Regions from separate parts of the Mus musculus genome. Here region 2 is linked to region 1. A link is a loop called in an ENCODE intact Hi-C map of the cell type or tissue named here. Cell type or tissue: gastrocnemius. All regions are shown on one strand. Links, peaks and the distances in the headings refer to the core of each region. The heading gives the core; the rest is flanking DNA.

Evidence for each region. Hi-C counts contacts between places; a loop is a spot of excess contacts. Peaks named below come from ENCODE experiments on the same cell type or tissue, not always from the same donor. Only the 100,000 strongest peaks of a DNase experiment are listed, where the experiment ranks them.
Region 2: a loop joins it to region 1, with 2.8 times the contacts of the local background. A loop is called at or near these places in 2 of 42 quality-filtered maps.

Annotation. Positions count from the first base shown.
Region 1 is chr9:67,043,991-67,054,718 of GRCm38, reverse strand. It overlaps Tpm1 (tropomyosin 1, alpha), which reads left to right and starts at 5,506. Exons shown (of 10, transcript NM_001164248.1): 1 at 5,506-5,700; 2 at 6,808-6,933. The coding sequence starts at 5,587. In gastrocnemius, for the core only: CTCF peaks have their summits at 5,336 (motif pointing right) and 7,248 (motif pointing left); DNase peaks (open chromatin) are centred at 5,305, 6,488, 6,773 and 7,005; H3K4me3 peaks cover 7,211 bases; H3K27ac peaks cover 8,000 bases.
Region 2 is chr9:67,189,433-67,200,160 of GRCm38, reverse strand. No RefSeq gene overlaps it. Among named protein-coding and RNA genes, the nearest start is that of Gm40529, 17 kb to the right of the region's middle. In gastrocnemius, for the core only: no CTCF peak of the experiment used is centred there; a DNase peak (open chromatin) is centred at 5,438; H3K4me3 peaks cover 1,324 bases; H3K27ac peaks cover 2,906 bases.

The DNA.
Region 1 (10,728 bases), core at 1,574-9,573:
CTAGTGTGGACCTTGGGCATCCCTAAAACTATGTGTTGAGCTGGGAGGTGATGACACACTCCTTTAATTCTAGCACTCACAAAGCAGAGGCAGGCAGATCTCTGAGTTCAAGGCCAGCCTGGTCTACAAAGCAGTTTCAGGACAGCCAGGGTGACACAGTGAAACTCCGTCTTTAAAAACCAACACAACAAAGTAAAACAAAGCTAAACAAAGAAGCCATGTTTTGAGGACTTGGTGGCCATTCAGAAATTAAAGAACACATAGTTGGTGAGGCCTTGTGGGAGGAAGTTACATTAGGGCATACCCTTGAAGGGGAGACAGTGACTGAGGCTCCTCCCTCCCTATTCACTTCCTGGCTACCTTGAGGTGAACAGGCCTCTACCTCACTTTGCCATTGTGGCATGCTAACTCGTGACAAGCCCAAAGCAACAGGCCAACTAACCATGAACTGAAGCCTCCCAAACTGTGAGCCTAATCAAATCTTTGCTCTTCCTTTAAGCTGATGGTCTTGGGTCTTTTCTGATAGTGGTGGAAAACTGGCTAGCATTCCTCCTTGCTGTATTCCTCCGTCCCCAAAGCCCTAAATATTGTGCATATAAAGGTAGGCCTGGTGACTCCTGACTATAATCTCAGCATTCAGGATGCTGAGGTTAGAGGATTGTCATAAATTGAGTCCAGCCTGGACTACAGAATGGGACTTTATCTCAAAAATAAAGGGAGTGGGGTATATATAACCCAATCCATCCAGCGTGTTCAAGGTCCTGAGTTTGATCCCCGGTACGGATTCTGTTTTTAAGGTGCCCAATGAGCCATGTGGCAGACCTTACCAGATCTCTTATATTCCTTTTTCTGAAGATAGAAGCCCATATTTTGAGTGGGAATAATATCTTTTGAAAGCTGTTTTGATACCGCACCATGGTTAATGTTGATTGTCAACTTGCTGGGACTTAGAGTCACCCTGAGAGGCATTATCTAGATTAGGTTCCTTGAGGTAGGGAGACTCACCCTGAGTGTAGGTGTCACCATTCGATGAACTGGGGTCCTAGACTGAATAAACAGAGGACAGCAAGCTGAGCACAGGCACTCCTTGTGCTGACTGTAGACACAATGTGACCAGCAGCCTCAAATTCCCACCGACATGACTCTCCTCCCCCTTCCCCAGTGACACACTTTATTCCCCCCAGACTGTAAGCCAGAATAAATCTTTCCTTCTTTAAGTGTGCTTCTTGTCAGGTATTCTGGTCACAGGAATGAGAAAAGTAGCCAATATGCCTCCCCAGATACTAATTCTCCATTATGTCAATTAAAGAACCATTCAGTAAATACTTGTGGAGAAATGACTGAATACAGTAAGTGTGGACATTCTAGCTGAGTTTCAGTGTTCACAAGGAACCTCTCATCCAAGGCTGTTGTGTGTGTTCCCACACCACCATTACTTGGCTACTTGGTTTTGGTTTTGTTGTTGTTTTAACTGAAAAAGAAGATCAGCTCTTTTACTGTCAAGAAATGCACTCTTTCTCATATGTCCCTGGGAAATGGGAAGTGTAAGGCTTTCTTGAAAATAAATTTGATCAGATAACCTCTAATCTCCCTCTGGACTGTACTTCCCTTCATCTTGGCATGGCTATTGAATGCTCCTACCTCTATGACCATATCTCCCTGCTTCCTCCTATCTGAACTGGCCTATGGGGGTGTATTAGTCAGGGAAACTAGCTCTGTTTCAGTAACAAACAAGCCCCAGATGTCAGTGACCTAAAATCACAAAGGTCTGTACCTTGGTTTTGTTACACGTCTGCCAAGACTTAGTCAAGATGTGTGAGTGTGTGAGGTGTCACTTGGGAACCCAGAAAGACAGAGAAATGACAATCTTAAAAAATAAATACTGTGAGGCACAGGCTAGCTCTTAAAGTACCCATTACAAGCTGTTTGTGCTTCTATTTTCTTGACCAAAGCAAGCACCTAACTTACTCTGGTGAAGATAAACAATCCTGCCAAGACACTGGCTGGACAGAGAGCCCAAACATCTGTCAATAACCACAGTCACTTTTGCATGTGGCCTCTTCAGCCCAAACACTACATCCTTTTCATCTCAGCCGTTAATAATTCATATTTTCTGTGTCCCTTGGTATGAGCTACAGTGAGAGAAAAGCTGGCTATCCCAGCTATCCCAGCTTGCCTTTGCCCGACAGACCAAAAGAGTAGCTTGTTGGTTCATCTTCATTCATGGTCAATTGCTGGGGAGCGAATATAAAACCATATAGCAAGTGGCTATTCAGCCCTCTCTTCAAGATCCTATTTGAGACCCAGAAGATGTGTTCGGTATAGAATTTGTTATAGAAATTATGGTATTTGATTTGTCATATTCCTTGATGGAGGGCAGGTCATGATACTTCCTCTGTGAAGCTGGGTGGGACCTGGCCAGCTGTCAGACTATACAGAGGGGTGAAATGGTAATGACTAAACTCAGGGACACATTATGTCAACCCATCCGTGTGGATGATATGGTAGTTCTGAGGCTAGGGAGCTGGCTCAGTGAACACCTGATTTTACTCCTCAGAATATATGCACACCTGCCATCGCAGCCCTGGAGAATCAGATCCCTGGGGATCTCCACCTAGCAAGCCTAGTCTACATGGCAAGTTCCAGGCCAATGAGAGACCTTGTCTCAAAACCAATGTAGATGCCATCCTGAGGAGTAACACCCAAGGTTGACCTCTAGCATATGCACTCCACTCCCACAAAGTTAGCTCAGTGTAACTCAGTGTAACACTTGAGCTCCGTAGACTCAGCCTTTGAGTACAGGTGTATGTGAGAGGCCCAAGGGTAAGGAGAGATAGAAAGAAATCTATCGTTTCCACCCACACAAGAGCTGTGTATTGTGTAACCCCAGGACTCAGGAAGCAGAGGAAGGAGGACAGGAGTTCAAGGACAACCTAGAATTCCAAGTTCTTTGCCATCTGGCCTCAACTTGCCTTTCCAATCTGTTGTTCAGGAAAGCCTACTGTCCAACCAGTGTTAAGGGCTTCTCAGTCCCTGTTGCAACCCTTCTCTAAAATCTGTTGTAAAGCTTCCCGAAGAAGCCTTGTCTGTTTGCTCTACCCTGGCTCTTTCCGTGTCTTCCTTTCTGAGGTCTTACACTGCTGTTCTTCCTCAGCATCTGGTTGAGAAATTTGTACGTCACCCAATTTTGAGTTCAGAGTCCAGTGCTGCCTGTCATGCATGTAACAGGTATCCAGTTGTGGGATATTTAATGGACTGTACCATTAGCTTATTTAAAATGGATTTAGTGAGTGAGTTTTTCAACTATGCCCAGCACATGGAGAAAGTCAGTATTTACTCCAGTATCTACTTCATTAATAGAAGAGAACGGAGGCTTTAAGAGGTTGCACCATGGCTACGGCTATATTAAAAAGAAGTATCCAAGTCCATTTTGGATCTCAGCTTCTAAATTCCAGATTCCCTATTCTTCTCCTCTGTTAAACTCCAAGCTGGAGTGTCAGCTTCCTATAGCCCACATATCTGAATACTGCCCATGGCCTGGAAGGGTGTCAGCGCCCTGAGCCACTTGGCACGTGGCAAGGAAGGGCTCTGGTGAATGTTCTGTGCCACAGAGTCCCTGTTCATCTGTTCCAATGTTCTGGTCACTACCAGAGGGTGCGTTTTCCCTCCTGGGCAGCCAGAAACCTGATAAAATCCTAAAGAGGAATATGATCATTCTCTTCTTGAAGGGCTTAGCAAGTCATTTGGCCTGCCTAATCTACTCAGACACTGTCTGGGGAATATTTGATATCCATGTAGTACAGGCTGTAAATTATTCTGTAGGGACTGGTCACAAGACCCTCACAACCCTGTCTCAGCTGGCCATCAGGAAGGTTCTCCCCTCCTGAAGCCTCACTGAACTGGAAAAGATCAGGCATCTCTCCTCCTTGGGGACTGGCTTGAGGTAAACTTAAAGCGATACGGAGGGACAATCCTCTTGTCTTCAGTGCTGAGCTGGCTGGCCCCTTTCCCTCTGCAGAGATCAGGCTACAGATAGAACCATTTCCTTAGCTAATTTGTACCATGTTTTCAGCACCAGCATCCAAATGCCTTACAGAGAGAGACAACTCCCTGTAAGGATCCAAGCAAGGAAACTGGACTAACAAGATGGCTCAGCAGGTAAAGGAGCTTGCTATCAAGCACAAAGACCTGTGTTGGATTCTTTTTTTTTTTTTTTTTTTTTTTTTTTTTTTTTTTTTTTTTTTTTTTTTTAGATTTATTTATTTATTATATGCAAGTACACTGTAGCTGTCTTCAGACACTCCAGAAGAGGGCATCAGATCTCATTACGGGTGGTTGTGAGCCACCATGTGGTTGCTGGGATTTGAACTTCGGACCTTTGGAAGAGCAGTCGGGTGCTCTTACCCACTGAGCCATCTCACCAGCCCCCTGTGTTGGATTCTTAAAGAGTTGCTCTCTGACCTCTACAGTCCACCAAAGCACGAATGCACCTCCATGACCCCGCCCCCCAAATAAGTAACCGACTCTAGTAAAACATGCAAATGAATAAATGGAGGGAAGCTACAGCATTGAAGCTGTTACAAATCACAGCTGCCGATGACTAAAGACCAGACACACACACACACACACACACACACTCACACTCACACCACTGACTCCCACAGGGAAGAAAAACGCCTAGACCGCTACACACTGACACACTCCCTCTGCCCTTTCCAAAGCACAGCGCAGGCACTTTTGGGCCTTAAGTCCCTAAAGTATTTTACTACCCACCCCCAGTTTGGTGAAAAGACTCGAGACTGCCTGTGTGTCACTATGTCCACTATCAGGGGCAGAGAGACAGGGTCTCAGGAATGGCCCTCAAACCTTCCTCCACCTCTATTTCTCTGCTCTGGTTGAAATGTCCAGACCGTGAGAGCCCAGGACGACAACTGGTGAGTGGGCTGAGTGCTGCCACAAGGACCCAGCTGGGTACCGAGAGCTCCCAGGCCCAGAGGGGAGGGGCAGTGGCCGTGACTGGCAGCCCCCGGACCTTACAATGAGCAGCACCCCAGGACCTGGAGGCAGAGTGAGCCGGTGCGCACACACCACCTGCCCTATTCCGGGTGGTTCCGGGCAGGCTCTTCTGGGGACCTTGACCGCCAGACGATGGCTCTGAGAGGTGGCTAGAGACTCTCGCCCAGTGCCGGGCTCCTCTCCAGCGAGGTCCCGGCGCTCTTTCCCAGGCGTGCAGGTTTAGAAATAGGACGGCCTCGCCCGGCCGCGGCCTCGGAGGCTCGGGTCCCCATATATAGTCATATCCACCGTCAACTGGGAGGCCGGCAGGCGGCAGCGAATGGGCGTGCGGGCCCCCGCGGGAGGAGCGAGGAGGGGGCACGGGGCGGAGGCAGGAGACTGGGAAAGGGGGAAGGAGGAACAAGCTTTTCCAAAAAAGTATTGGCTGTCCTAAGGAATGCGGTCGCCCCCCTGGGAAAGTACATATCAGGGAGCAGCAGGCAGCTCCGCGCTCGCACTCCGGCTCTGCTACCCCACCGCGCTCGCGTCTCCTCTCGCTCCGCTGCCTAAGGGCCCCTCGCCACCGCCACCATGGACGCCATCAAGAAGAAGATGCAGATGCTGAAGCTCGACAAAGAGAACGCCTTGGATCGAGCTGAGCAAGCGGAGGCTGATAAGAAGGCGGCGGAAGACCGGAGCAAGCAGGTCTGCATTTATCCCCAACCTCCAATGCCCCAGCTTAGCGTGGGTCGCTCAGCCCCGGGACCCGAACTGGCTCCCTTTCCTCATCCCATCCCCAGCCAGGGTGTCCAGGGGCGCACGTTTAAAAAAGAAAAGGAGAAGCGCGAGAGTTAGACTGATTCTAACTTTTCTGTCTCGTCCGAGGACGCTCGTGGCCCTTCTCTGACTCCCACGGTCTGCGAGGTCCACTGAGCTTCTTCCCTAGAGAGGCTCTTGACTCTTAGGGTTGGGAATCAGTTTTGAAAGAGGAAGAGAGAAAGGATACAAGTTCCCGGGTTGCCTGGAGGGAAGGGTGGGGGAGCGGAGCAAGGCTCAAGTCCTAAGGTGTCCGAAGTTCTTTGGACTTTTTGGTTGGGGAGAAAGATCCCTCAACACGGGATGAAGACTTTGAAGGGAAGAGGAGGGAGTCACTGAATTATTTCCTAAGAACAAAGATGGGACAGAATGGGAGACACACGGAAAGCTAGCCAAACAAGGACATGTTTCGGCAGTCCCTCAAATTGAGAACCTGAGCTTGCTGTCCTCGGCCGGCCGGAGCGTGTGGTCCCGGGTTGGGGGGTGGTGTGCGAGATGAGTCACTGAGTGAGATCTCTGGGAGAGATATCTTAGGGTCCCTTGAGCCCCAAAGCAGCGATCCCTTAGCCCCAGGGCTCCAGCCAACCTGGCACCCATTTGTTATGTGTCTCCCACCCGGTCCATGCCGGCCGCCCGCGCCCGCTCGCCGCTACCCCAGCTCGAGGAGGACATCGCAGCGAAAGAGAAGCTGCTGCGGGCGTCGGAGGACGAGCGGGACCGGGTGCTAGAGGAGCTGCACAAGGCGGAGGACAGCCTCCTGGCTGCCGACGAGACCGCCGCCAAGGTACCCCGGGCGCGCGGCGAGGCACTGCACACGAATGGCTAACTCTTTCTCTTTCTCTCTCCCTCCCTGTCTTTCCCTCTCTCTCTCTCTCCCGCTGTCCCTGTCCTTTATGGTCTATGCACCCTCAACCCGCACCTTGCGGGATCACGCTGCCTGCCGCACCCCACCCCCTCCCCCTTCCCCCCTCCCCGTACTCCACTGCCAACTCCCAGCTGGAAGATGAGCTGGTGTCACTGCAAAAGAAACTCAAGGGCACTGAAGATGAACTGGACAAATACTCCGAGGCTCTCAAAGATGCCCAGGAGAAACTGGAGCTGGCGGAGAAAAAGGCCACAGATGTAAGTGCACGCTCACACTGCCTCCCTCACCTCCTGTCCGTGTGGCCACTCTGGGGGGCGGGGGGCCACCACAGGGGCTGCAGAGCAAAGGAAGAGGGCGAACCTCCTCCTGCAGGGACACCTGCACACAGCCTGGCCGTGGCCCAGAGCACTGGATGCCGCCTCTACTGCTGCTCACGTTTCATTTTTATTCCGTCCTTTCCCTTTTTCTCTTTTTCCTCTTCTTTACCTCCTCCCCTTTGGTTGGAGGTGGGTGGGTACGAAGCTGGGAGCTGAAAAGGGTGAAGCTGGAGGTGAACTTCGCCTCCTGCTGGTATAAAACCTCTGAGGTGTATGTCATCACCAAGGTCTGTGCAAAACAGAATACCTAGTGTTTGCCGCGCCCCCAGCCCCCGGTGGTTTTCGCTGATGGACCTAGTCTGAGTAAGTCCACAGAGCCTGGCCTTTAAATGGACTCATCCTTTTACTTCAGACGCTAAATTTGAGGGCTACTGTGACACTTTGAGGCTCTTTTTCTCACTAGACAAGCCTTAAGACCTGCCCAGGGAAGGTGATACTTGCTTGGGTCTGCAGTCTGAAGCACTAGATCCAGAAAGTACGCAGGGAGTTATATATAGCTCAGTGCTTTATATGGCATAGCGAGCTGGCTGCCCCCTGCCCGCCCCGCCCCCACCTGTCAGCCCTCTGACAACCACCACAGACGTGCTTCCAGGGGGGTGATAGACACAGTTCCAGTTCTGCTAAGCACCCTCTCCACCCTAGAGCTAGCCACTTCTGTCTAGAAAGTCAAGCTGACGGTCAGTTTCCCAATGCACTGACTTTTCGCACCACTACATTCCACTGGAGAAGCCAATTAAGCCTAGAGGCTCAATTAGAAAAGAATTCCTTGAGAAACTGATAACAATTCCAAGAATGTGTGAGCAGCACAGAAAGCTACACCCAGAGGCTAGACCCCCAAGTTCAACCGCAGTTTGTAATTTTTGGTCGGTTTATCTATTTCTGTTTATCTATTTATTTATTTTGGAGAATGTGTAATGCAGATTACCCAAGGATTTTGAAGTCTGAACAAGCCTTTGTATCATGAAAGGCTAGAGATTTATCTAGTGTTCTTGGTAGTGGTCCACCAGACAACCAACACTGGGATCAGACAAAAAGAAACATTTTAGTTTTCTGGAAAGGGGGTCTTGGGGGAAACACTGGTTTAGCTAAAACTCATGCTAAAACCTACCTGGTAAAAAAACAACAAAAAGCCTTCACAACTCTGAGCCTGTTTTGTATAATGTGGGTCAGATGTCTCCTTTGTATGTGCTCCATGGAGGATGCCCAGTCACCCCCAAAATCTCCTGCAGGACGTTTATTTAGGTTTTTCAAAAGAGCCGCTGATAGATCAAGGAGAGATATTCCATATAAGGAAAGGAATTCAGAGAATTTGCAAATAGCCCCAGTACCAATGGAAGCAGGAGGGGGAAAAAACACTACTATAATTCTTAAGGGGGAGAGATAATAATTGCTGTAACTATGTAGTGGTAATCATGTCTTTAATAAGAAATGGGGGGGGGGAGCACTGGAATGGGGTGGGGCAGAAGTAGAAAAGAGGCTATTTAAAGTCGTCTGTGGGGGTGGAGCCAGGAGGGGAGGGAGGTTCTTAGAGCCAGTTTTGGTTCTTTCTATGATCTGGAAAGCTGTCTCTAAATATGGTGTGAGCGTGTATCTCTCTCTCTTTTGGTTAGTGTATTGATCATCTTCCTCTTTAAAATACTGTAAGTTCTGCTGGAGACTCGGGATGTTGAAGGAAGTTTATGAAGTTTTGTTTTGTTTTTGTTATATTTAGAGAGATCCTGACTCACTTGAAATAGCTAAGACTTGAGGGAGAGACAGGTGTCACCAGAGGAAAGAGGCGGGCTGGAGAGAAGGCAGCCAGCCTCCTTGCCGTGGGGACAGTCTACTATCTAGTGTTAAAAATATAATTTTTGATTATTACTAAAAACATTGTCTCAATTTGCCAACCTACTTTTAGAAACTATAGTCCAGAAGTGTCTCCCCCACCCCCACCCTTAGTTTAAAAGGCTGCCTGTCACTTGGGGGCTAATACTCCCAGAAATCTGTTTTGTATTTTTACTGTTGTTTCCCCCCACCCCCCACCTAAATGAGGCTGAGTTCTGTTAAGACTCGATTATCTTGGCTCTTTCCCCCAAATAACTGTGATGTAGCTGATTGTTTACAGGATGTGAGTCTTCTTCCCTCTAGGTTTTTTCCTTATGTAGTGACTCAGGCTTATCTAAACTCAGGTTTTCCCTTGAGTGAGTCACACCAGGATCTCTTCAGATGCGACCTAGCTACAGTGTTTCTTAAACAACCAAGGGATTCTAACCGGTAGCTAAACAACCCATAGCTCTTCTTTAAGGACATCGGCATGAAAATAATCTCTCCAGAAACTGACATCCTAGGAGGAGTTGAAAAGGAAGACATTAAATTATTAGGGTGACTGCTTACTGCACCGGCAAGTGGCCAGTCTGTTCCCTAGACTGCTCTTGGAGGATTGCAGATGCCCTGTCTGGGCATCCTCAAGGTTGGAGGCAGATGATCTGTGAGCTCTTGGAAGGATCTGTACCCACCAATGCTTGCAGACAGACTGCTTAGAAACCAAGCAAGAGGCTCCACCTACCGGATGTGAGGGACCTAGCTGGAGTTCGCAGGCTTTGCTTCCTCAGCACAGACCAGAGTCGACTAGGAATTCCAGAGGTGTTCCAGCTTTGGAAGACAGGCTAGGCAGGGTTTTTGTTTGTTTGTTTTGGTTTGGTTTTGGTTTTTTTTTTTTTTCTTTTCTTTTTCTACCTTCGTTTTCATTCTCCACTCCCACACATTTAAACAAGGCTAGGATTGATTCTTTGACAAAGGTGCAGGATAAAAATCCCGGAGACTTGACAAGCTTTTAAAAACATTTGCAAGTAGGGATGGCAGAGATGGGTTCTTAACAGAGTGTGTCCATGTGGCTTTCCATCTGGTAACCAGAGGCTCTGTCACAGGTTCCTGTGGTCGTACAGACCGGTTCCTCAGATTCCAGATATCAGGCTGAATTGCCTGAGGTTGCACAGTTCGTTATGGGGTCCAGACAAACTCTTATGGTAGTGCATGTGTGCTTAATTATATAGTTTGAGTCCTTAAATATGTAAGGCATTGTTAAATGTTTTATATCATCTGATAATTGTCAACAGCCCTGTGAAGAGCCCTGTACTATTATACTCGTTTTTTTAAGAGATAAAGCCCTGAGAAGTCATTTGTCCAAAGGCACACAGCCAGCAGAGACTTAAGAGCCAGATTCAAACCTTAAAAAAGCTGTATTTAGAACAGGAGATCTAACCACTACGCTTTGCCAGCTAGTAATTTACACTTGGTGAAATAGTTTGGATTCTGGAGTTCTTTTAGTCAGAATCTTGTGTTCTGTTGTTCTTTACACGGATCTTTAGGATATTCATATTTCAGGCTCCAAGTTACCTGTTCAGACTCTGGTAAATCGGGATTACAGAGTGCTCCGAGCATCCAGGAGTTGTCAATGCCTTTAGCATTAGGAATGATGCTGTTCTTTACAGCGTTTAGGGTACGTTCAAAGTCTAGGTTTCTACCCTTACTCAGCTTCAGGAGAATCGGGATTTCGGAGCGCTCCAAATGGCCAGCAGGAGTCGCAATAGGCTTTAGCATCCAGATCTTCTACTTGGCCCAGGCTCAGCGGAGTGGATGCAAACGCCCTCCTGCGGTGGCCTCGCTCTAGGCAAAGCAGCCTAGAGCCAGCCATCC
Region 2 (10,728 bases), core at 1,255-9,254, 150 kb before region 1:
AACACCTCAGCCAACCATTCAAACAAACTTTTGACACCTTTTTTAACTATGCGAGCTTCCGTATTAAACCTAGAATCTCTACTCAGAGGACCCATGTCAATAAACTCAGCCTGCTCTAGTTTTATGTTCCTTCCACCCTTATCCCACACCCTTAAAATCCATTCCCACACATATTCACCAGGTTTCTGCTTGAATGAATTAGCAAACTCATTAAGCTCCTTAGTAGTGTAGCGAATTTCCTCATGGACTACACTTTCTACCTCCCCTCTAGGAGCCTGTTTTGCTTTGAGTCTGGTTACAGGTCTAGAAGAAACTATTGGTGGGCCGTGAGCAGACTCTGCAAAATTAATTTCCTCATGTGGGGAAGGCATTATTTCAAGAGGTGGGGCTGAGGGTACTACTTCCTCAGGTGGGGCAAACCCTTGAGAATCTGAGGATTCAAAATTCTCAGCTTCAACATGGTCTTCCCACACATCCCCATCCCATGTTGTAGGATCCCATTCTTTGCCAATTAGAGCCCTTACTTTAACTGTCGACACACTCTGAGGCTGAGACTTGAATTTTCGCTGTAGTTCAGCCAACCTTACAATGAGAGTTTCTGTTTGATTTTCTGCAACTTGAGCTCTATTGCTACAAGAGAGAAGATTCTCCTCAAGGACACACTTAGCAACTTTTAGATCGTTTACTTGTGTCTGGAGCCTTTCGATTTTATCACACAACTCCTTCCTTTCATTCATCATTTTTTCCACAGATACTAAGAGCAGCCAGCCAGTAAAATCATTTTTCGATTTTTTCCCCATCTTGTAGAAAGCTTTGTGCACTGAATCACCTAATTCATTAAGAAAATCAAGGGCATTAGCTTCTTTAAGTTCGGAATATAGTTTCAACCATGGGTCTTCAAAATTCTCTGAGCTCCCAGGAGGGAGAGAATCTGGAGAGGTTTCAATAGTTGAAAGTGCTGGTGGATCAACAAGCCAATTCCAGAATTTTAAAAGATTCATCCTTGTACTTCTGTTACTCTAGAACCACTCCTGGTACCAACTTCTGTATTAGTCAGGGTTCTCTAGAGTCACAGAACTTATGGATAGTCTCTAGATAATAAAGGAATTTATTGATGACTTACAGTCGGCAGCTCAATTCCCAACAATCGTTCAGTCACAGCTGTGAATGGAAGTCCAAGGATCTAGCAGTTACTCAGTCTCACGCAGCAAGCAGGCGAAGGAGCAGGAGCAAGAGCTAGACTCCCTTCTTCCAATGTCCTTATATTGTCTCCAGCAGAAGGTGTAGCCCAGATTAAAGGTGTGTTCCACCACACCTTTAATCCCAGATGAAAGGCGTAGCCCAGATTAAAGGTGTGTTCCTTAACTCGGAGATTCAATCTTCTGGAATCCATAGCCACTATGGCTCAAGATCTTCAAACCAAGATCCAGATAAGGATCTCCAAGCCTCCAGATAAGGGTCACTGGTGAGCCTTCCAATTCCGGATTGTAGTTCATTCCAAATATTGTCAAGTTGACAACCAGGAATAGCCACTACAGTGGGGAACAGAACTTTCAAGAAAGAATTAGAAAGCCAAGTGTTAGGGAAAGCATACTTAGAACATAGAGGAAAAGGAAGTCATGCTTTTCTGACTGATTCAGAAAATTGAAGAGACTTACCAAGCTCTGTGGCTGGGGCCCTGTAGCTATTGCCCTAGGGTGTGGGAAGGAGAAGCGCATTATCTCAGTAAAAGGATAATTATTCCGCCTATCTCTTTAAGTGGATTAAGGTAAGGCTGTCTTCCTAAGGGGCAGCCCCTTAGCCAGGTGACTGACCAGCCCAACTGGAATGTTAGGTTCCCACCCAGGCCAGAGATTTCTTCCTCTTAGCCAGAAGGAACGAATTTTCCCTTAGTCAGACTTTACTGCAGGGATAGTCTTCCCCCTTCTGAAGAGGTAACCCTAAAATAACTGGAGATGGGTTGAAATTGGGAAACACAAGTAACCCATTTTTCACCATGGAGACCTAGAGACCCAGTTCTAAGGTTGTCCACTAGAAGGGACCAATGTCTCCACTCCACAGTTTGAGTTCCACCTCCCTGTATAGGCTCCAGGGAGGAATGTGCATTTAGGAGAGTAGAAACCAAAGCTCCCTTCTGGCATTCTTGACCAGAAATACAAAAGTGTGTCTGGCCAGCACTGTGGCCTTTGGGACTCCTGTCCTGAGCTGCATGTTCAATTTCTATTTCCTGTTCTTCTTAGTGGCACGGGGATTGCAGATGGACATGCTCAAAATACATTTTATAGAGGTGAGGAATTGTCAAAGAATAAATAAAAGTTATCTGGGATAAATGATTAAGTGGAGAACAAGTCGGGAAGACATTTGATGTCCACTTCTGATCTCTGCATGGAAGCATAAGCACACACACACAGACACAAACACACACACAGACACACACACAAACACATATACACACAGAGAGACACACACAGACACATATACACACACATACAAACACAGAGACACACACACACATACACACACACATACACACACACATACACACACACAAACACAGAGATACACACAGGCACACACACATACACACAAACACAAACACAGATACACACACATAGACACACACAGACAGAGACACAGACACACACAGATACATATATACACACACACAGGCACACACGCAAACTCAGAGATGCATACACACATACATACAAACATACACACAGTGAGAAGATTTTGTTTGTTTGTTTGTTTTTTGAGACAGGGTTTCTCTGTGTAACCCTGGCTGTCCTGGAACTCACACGATAGAGCAGGCTGGCCTCGAACACAGAGATCTGCCTGCCTCTGCCTCCTGATCAAAGGTGCATGCCACCACTGCCCTAGTTGTAACTGTTACTGTTGTTGTTATTTTAGAGATATTTATATATGTGAATTCACTGTCACTGTCTTCAGACACACCAGAAGAGGGCATCAGATCCCATTACAGATGGTTGTGAGCCACCACGTGGTTGCTGGGAATTAAACTCAGGACTTCTGGAAGAGCAGCCAGTGCTCCTAACCGCTGAGCCATCTCTCAAGCCCCTTGTTTTGTTTTTTAATCAGGATAACAATACCCTTCCTCCAACATCATAAGATTTTTGCCATCACCAAAAGCTGATATAATAAGATGGAGTGAGCCTTGGTTCTGGTGTCCATGTGTCTAGGGAAACCTTCAGCCCCTGGAGGCTAAAGGAGACATTTGGCAGTTAGCAGGTGAGAAGTTACAAAGCCTCACTCAGCTCCACTTCTTTCCTGGGAACATTGATGCTGGATGAGCATCTACCACCTACAGACCATGGCTGCAAGAAGAGCGTTTGTGAGACTTCAAAGATGTAAGTCATGTGAATGACTCAGAGCCTCCGGGAAGTATATTTTTGACAATAAGGCTTTGGAAGGACAAGGGCTTAGCAAGCCTTCAGCTTTTGCTTTTGTATTTCTTATTTTAATTTTTTAATTATTTATTACTTATTTGTGTGTGTGTGCGTGTGTGTGTGTGTGTGTGTGTGCGCGCGCGCGTGCGTGTATATACCATGGCCTCCATGATAACTTTTGGGAGCTTATTCTTTAATTCCACCATTTGAGTCCCTGGAATTGAACTCAGATCCCCAGGCTCAGCATTATGTGCCTTTAATTCATTGAGCTATCTTTCCAGCCCATTGCATTTAAACATTTTGTGTTGGAAGGCGGAAAAGGCTCGGTTCTGATGGTACCAAAGGATGGCTGCAGCAAAACATCAATGGGAGAGACACACCAGCAAGAGGCAGACGATTGAGCAGAACTACTTTTTCCTTGGACTTCTTTGTGTCTGAGGCACTGCTGGGCAGTGCCGGCTCTGACAGACCATCTCCCTTCAGTTACCTGTCCTCAGTCAGATCCTCACAGACACACACAATACCACAGCTCTTGGCTGAATCCAAATCTAGTTGAGTTGACAAGATTAACCATCCCGAAAGGTGTTCCTGGACACACCTTCCTGGGCCTGGGATGGGGCACGGGTGAAGACCTGTGTTCTTTTCCCCAGCTACATATCCACACGAGGAAATTGACATGATTGCTGCAAGATTTGAACCTGCTGTTAAATCCCTGGTAATTTCAGAAAAACACAAATCAGGCCTTTCAACCCCAGAGTCTCTGATGGAGCAGTTCCCGAGTGTGGCCGGCCAGTCCCCTCCATTTTGGATAAGTACCAGGTGGTTCTCAAGCCCAAGGGCCCTGGACAAACCTTCCCTCCCCCTCATGATCTGGCCCAGGAGGCAAAGGAAAAAAATACATCTGGTAGCCTCACAGTTAGGCTTTTGCAGTGGACCAATCAGCTTCTGGGTCTCTTGGAGTCTTGGGATGAAAAAGGGAGTTACTCCTAAATAACTCCATAAGGAGATAAATTGGGGGGACGATTTCAATGTTAAGTCTGGAAACCCTCATTAGGATTTTACTGAGGAAGGATTTTGCTTGCAGCTTTTTGTGGCAGAGCGTTTGCTTTTACATAATCACAATTTAATATTCAGCCTTTCCCAGGGGCCTTATTACAACCGTCGTCCACCCATGCATATAATCTCTCTCTAGAGCAGCTCCTAGCAACTGGAGATGGGAGGGAGGGGGTTGCCTAGCTGGAGACTCGTCTATGAGCAATTAGAACAGGTCCCAAAGCTCAGCTGGCGTCCTCTGGGTTCCACAGACTGACTCGGGCAGAAGCTGAAGTTCTTAGACATTGGAAAGTAGGCCAGTGGTGCAGGTCAGTAATAACTATGTGGGAGGCAGAGGCGGGAGGATCTCAAGTTCAAGGCCTGCAGGGCAACTTAGTGAGACTCTGTTTCCAAAGTTAAAAAAGAAGAAGAGAGGAGAGGAGAGGGGAGGGGAGGGGAGGGGAGGGGAGGGGAGGGGAGGGGAGGGGAGGGGAGAGGGGAGGGGAGGGGAGGGGAGACGAGACCAGACGAGACTGAGAAAAGAAAAGAAAAAGGACTGGAGTAGAACGCTTCCTAGAATGCACAAGATCCTAGGTTCAATCCCCAGGACAGATAGAAAGACAAACCCTAGCTTTATTCTGAACAGAGTTACCTCGACAGATATTGAACCACATTACATTAAAAGTAAGAGTGCAGTACCTGGTGGTGCAACCCTCTAATCCCATCAGGTGGATCTCTATGAGTTCAAAGCCAGTCTGGTCTACAGAGTGAGTGGCAGGGCTATACAGGGAAAGGATGCTACCATCTAACTCATCCTAAAGGCTGTCAATAATGACCCTGGGGTTCCCTTTAGTCACCCTGTGTCTGAGCCTTTAGAAATGACTCTCCCTTCAAGACATATTCTGCCAAATGCCCTGTGTCCTTCTAAGTTCTCCTAAACCCTCAGCTCTTTCTCCTTCAGCGTCAAGCTCCTTACACCATGGCCTTGGCTCTGAGCCAGGTAGGAGAGTGAGGTCTCCGAGCGCTCTCCTCCATACCCTCAGTGCCAGAGACCCACATCCCCTGCCCCTAAAGTGTCATCCCATGCCATCATCTATTTTATCATTCCATCTACATAAAGTACTTTGCTAAAAGGAAAACCTACTGTTGGTTTCTCTTAAACTGTTGGATTTTTTAAAAAAATCCCTTAATCCTAACTCACAACTAAAAACACCACACAACTGGGTTAATGAAGCCACTTAAACGTTTGCCCAGATCCGGACCCTGTGTCTACAGTGACTTCTATGCAGTTACAATGTTCTTTCTGAAGCTGTGAAGCATCCCTTAGGGGTTTACAGGTCCAATCTAGATTCCGTTTCCTTTTTTTTTTTTAAGGTTCTTGCTGTTTCAATACGCAGATAGTTGAGTTTGTTTATGATACAAGGAAAACTGATGACTGAGTTGAAACTGGGAAAAGCATGGCTTTGAGACTTCTTTCATGACTCCTGTGTCTTGTCTTTTTAACTGCACTCTATCCTGCCTTACCACCTAATATTACACTTCTCAGGCCCCTTTCCTAAATTATAGATCATACTCACACCTAGCCATGCTTACATGGATATATGTGTGCCGTGTAGGCTATTATAGGATCTGCACAGAAGAATGGAAATGGCTATGTTTGTCTTTCCGAGTTTGGGTCACCACACTCTCTTTCCAGGTCTATCCATTTTTCTGTAAACTTAACTATTTCGTTTTTCTTTAAGCTAGATAATATTCCATTCTGCACATGTATTCCATTTTCATAATCCACTCGTCTGTTGATGGACATCTAGGTTGATTCCATTTCCTTGCTATTCAAACTAGCATCTTATTTTCATTCCTGAAAACCCCTCTCTACTGTCAATTGCTCTATTTTCACTGATTGACATCGCCAGGCAGATGTTTGCTTCCTAATGACCTCACTAACTTTTTGACCCAAGGTAATGCAATTGAAGAAAGTGCTTTTCGGGGATACATTCTCATAATTTGTGAACAGAGCAGGCAGAAAAGATGGTGACATTCCCAACAACCAAAGCTTGTGCTATGTTACCTTACACAGCAGAGGAGATTGTCACGATGTAATTAAATCAAGATGTTGAGAGTCAAGAGAGCAGGTCATTGGTAAAGCACTTGATAGCATCCATGAGAACCTGAGTTTGATCCCCACTGTCACAGCAAATTAATTAATTAATTAATTCATTCATTCATTCATTCATTCATTAAAGGCTAGGGTATGGCTCACTTGGTAGGGTGCTTGCCTATAATGAATAGGAATCATTTGTTCTTACATCATGTAGCTACAGACATATATGTATCAAGAATGCCGAACAGAATTTAAGAGAAACTAGTGGAATACTAAGTGTGTTGAATGACATACTTTGTCCAGCACATGGCACACCTTCTCTGCCTGAGTTTCCGGGATGGTGGTTTCTTCTTCTATCCCCAGAGCCAGTAGGAACACTTGCAAATAATTTATTCTGAGGCTGGAGAGATGGCTGAGCAGCTAAGAGCTCTACCGCTCTCACAGAGGACCTGGGCTTGGTTTCGAGCACCCACATCAGGTTTTTCACAGTGACCTGTAACTCCAGTTCTAACAGGAGAGAGATCCTCTTCTGGCCATGCACTCAAAAATCATTCACTCACAAGATAAGGGATCTTGTGATTCTATGAGGCTCACCTGGATAATCCAGAATAAGCTCCATATCTCAAAAAAAAAAAAAACCACCTTTATTATTTTGTTTAATCACTCTGAGACAGTGTCTCATGTACTCAGGCTGGTCTTGAACTCATCTTGTACCTGAGGATGACCTTGAACTTCTAACCCTCCAGTCCCTGCCTCCTGAGTGCTGGGATTATAGGCCTGCCTACCACACTTAGTTTATAAGGTGCTAGGATGGAACCAGGGCTTCTTACATGGCAGAGGGGCGCTCTACCAACTGAGCTATGTCTCAAACTTCATATCTCGAAAACAGTTTTGATCTCACTATTATTCTGAAAGTGTCTTAGAGACTAGTGGAGCACATTCTGAGATCCACCCTCCTGAGCCATTAACAATGTATCTAGCCTTCTTCATTCTCTTTACTTGAAATGGGTGTCAGCATCATTCCCATTTTATGAAGGGATAAACTGAGGGTAGGAAAGGCCTAGGAGCTTGCCCTAGGCGACACAGCTACTAAACAGAAAGTCAAGTTCAGCCCTGCTCTCTCTGGTTCTTGCGCTGCATTTTAGCAGAGGACCAGCCCCATGGGAGGACCGTACAGAAAAACAGGAGCCACAGAGTTCAGAGGACGGAAGGAGGGTCTTCACAGAGGGAAGCAGTCACTGGGAGATTCAGACTCAACTTCCATCCCTGAACCCGGCAAAACACTTGTCCTGGCATTCAGGTCTGAGGAGGGAGACAAGCTGGAATGCTGCAAAAGGACAGATGAGAGGAGACCTGGCTGTCAATCAAGCCACTCCCAATAGGGTGGGCTGAGGATACTCAGAGAGCAAAATTCTGTGGTGCCACCCTTTGCAGCCTTCAGCTCTCAGCCCCAGATCCAGAGTGAAACCTTAGAGCCTGCCAGTCAGCTGAGGGCTGGGGAAAAGTCTCACCCTGAGAAGGAAAATAGCCCTGTTCTCACTAATCCGCATGGCGCAGGATCAGCCCAGAGGATCAGGCCCTCTTCCATAATAGGTGATTTCTCTCCAAAGCTCGTCCATGGGAGTGTCCGCCGAAACACCAAGACTGGGTTTTAAATTAGGACAGCATTCCACAGCTACTGCTGGCCATCCACTGGGGAGGTCTGTTACCAATCTCAGAGATGTCAAATAATCTTAAAGGCACAGACACTGATTTGTAACCATCCATACAGGGAAGAGGAGTCCTCCGGGCCCCCAGCCTCCCCATGGCAAACCCCTAAGGCAGCTTCTCCATGACCCACCTCATCCCTGGCCAGATGCCATCCCTTTTCTGCTTTTCAGCTCCAAAGGCTGCTGGTTCTGATATTGAGGATGTCCACAGGTACCCACTCATATGCTCAGAGATCATGAGCATAGAGCAGGCCTGCCTGCTTTGGCACATGCAGACAGACACCTGGCTCCCGGGTACAGCGCCTGGAATCATGGGTGTTGGGAGTTTCACATTCCCTGCTTGCTGAGCATGCCCTCCGTGCCACCTTCCAGACACCAGCAACAGCTCCTGCTGTGTCCCTTCACCACGTGCCTCAGAGGCTTGTCACCCTGCAGCTTAACAGAAAGTTCTAGACCGTGTTCAGGTCTACAGTCTGTGTGGACATTAAAGTCCACTGCGTGGCAATTGAGTGGTAAAGGCTCTCCCTAGAGTGGGGCAGAAGGGAGATGGAAGAAAGTCTGACCATTTCAATCTGTGGAAAGATGCTTTCTCGTTGTTTTGTTTGTTGTTTATTTTTTGTTCTGTTTTGTCAAATTTGGTAATTCTCCATTTTTTTTTTTCCGGAACTTCCTGCTGAACCCTTTTGGCTGTTGTCAGCAGAGAGATTTAATTTTACTCAACTGTTTTCAGGCAGGTTCCAGTCTTTCTCAGGGAGCTGCTCAGGTTTTCTCGAATTGGCAACAACCAGAGTCACCTGAGAATTGAGGAACTGTCCCTCAACTTGGCCTGTGGGCATTTTCCGGGTCAGCGACTGGATGTAGCAGTGCCCCTTCTAGGAGGTCTGGGGCTGTAGAAGAAAACAGGCTGAGCAACCCACGAGGAACAAGCCTGCAGGCAGAGCTGCTCTACGGTCTCTGCTTCAGTTCCTGCCTCCGAGTTCCTTCGCTGATGTCCCTCAGGGACAGGCTGTGATGTGGAAGTAGAAACTGAAAAGCCTTTCCTCCCCCAAAGTCAGTTTTGATCGTGGTGTTTATCATTGCAACAGACGCAAATTAGAAAACTCAGCCACCCAGTCAATGGCACACCCAACGCGTGAATAAGGAAAAGAGACATTAGACACTCAAGCCCTCAGACCGACAACCTCCAGGGTTCCAGTCAGTTTTACGGACTGGATAAGGAGCCTGCAGCCCCTTGATAATCCCAGCAGCACATGGAAGGCCAGGCTAGTCGTCAAAATCCTTTCTGGAACATGACAGTGGTTAATCACAGACCCTGTACTAGGAATGGCCACCTTCGTGCTTCTCAGACATGGTAGGAGATGTCCCATGCCCTGCCTTCCTGGACCTGTGTCAGGACCGGAAGTGAGCAAATATCACTTGGGATCTAAGAGAAGTCTTTCCTTGATAAAATGTCCTCTGGCAAACACCTCTTTACCCAAACCAGATGGGAAACTCTAAGGTCCTGCCAGGCATAGGACTCTCAGGGGACCTTCAAAATCTTCAGCTAAGGAAACCAGCCTGAGATGAACCTATACATCAGACAGCAGTTAAATACTTTTTTTTGAAAGAGGGTCTCTTTACGTAGCCCAGGTTGGCCTAGAATGTGAAAACTTCCAGCCTCAGCCACTTGAGTCCTTGGGTTTACAGGTGTGCAGAACTATGCCTGGCTACCAAGTACATTTTAACCATTTGACAGGGAGGGGTTTGTTTGGGGTTTGTTTTGGTTTGGTTTTTTGGTTTTCTTTGAGACAGGGTTTCTCTGTGTGTGTATCCTTGGTTGTCCTAGAACTCTGTAGACCAGGCTGGCCTCAAACTCACTCTTTGATTCCTGAATGCTGGCATTAAAGGCAAGCACCACCACAGCCCAGCTAAGAGCTTTTTTATTTAAAAATATTTTAATGTATTTATTTTTATGTATATATGTATTGTGTGTGTGTGTTTTGTAGGCATGCATGTAAGGTCAGAAGACGGCATCTTCTGTAACTGTAGCTATGACTGGTTGTGAGTGCTGGGAACTGAACCTAGGCCTTCTGCAAGAGCAGCAAGTCCCCTTAACCACTGAGCCATCCCTCCAGCCCCAAGAAATTTTTATTTTGAAAGCTTGCTACATATGAAATAATCATAAATTGAAACCTACCCAAATGCCCAACAGTATTAGGGTAAATCCATTATAGTGTGGCGTATAACAGAATAGCATACAGCTAGATAGGAAGAGTGGGGTTGCCCTGTGGGTCTTTGTGGCCCTTCCAGGGATGAAAACGAGTCTCACAATAACCATTAGGTATTACTTATGGTCTCCGGGGCACTGAAGCGGAATGAAGGAGACTGAACTGCAGGGTACCACTTGCCACACAGCCTCAGTAACAACGTGCCAGTTCAGTTCAGAGTTTATCGTCATTAACCAGAAGTCATTCTGTTTAATTTTATTACTTCCTTCACT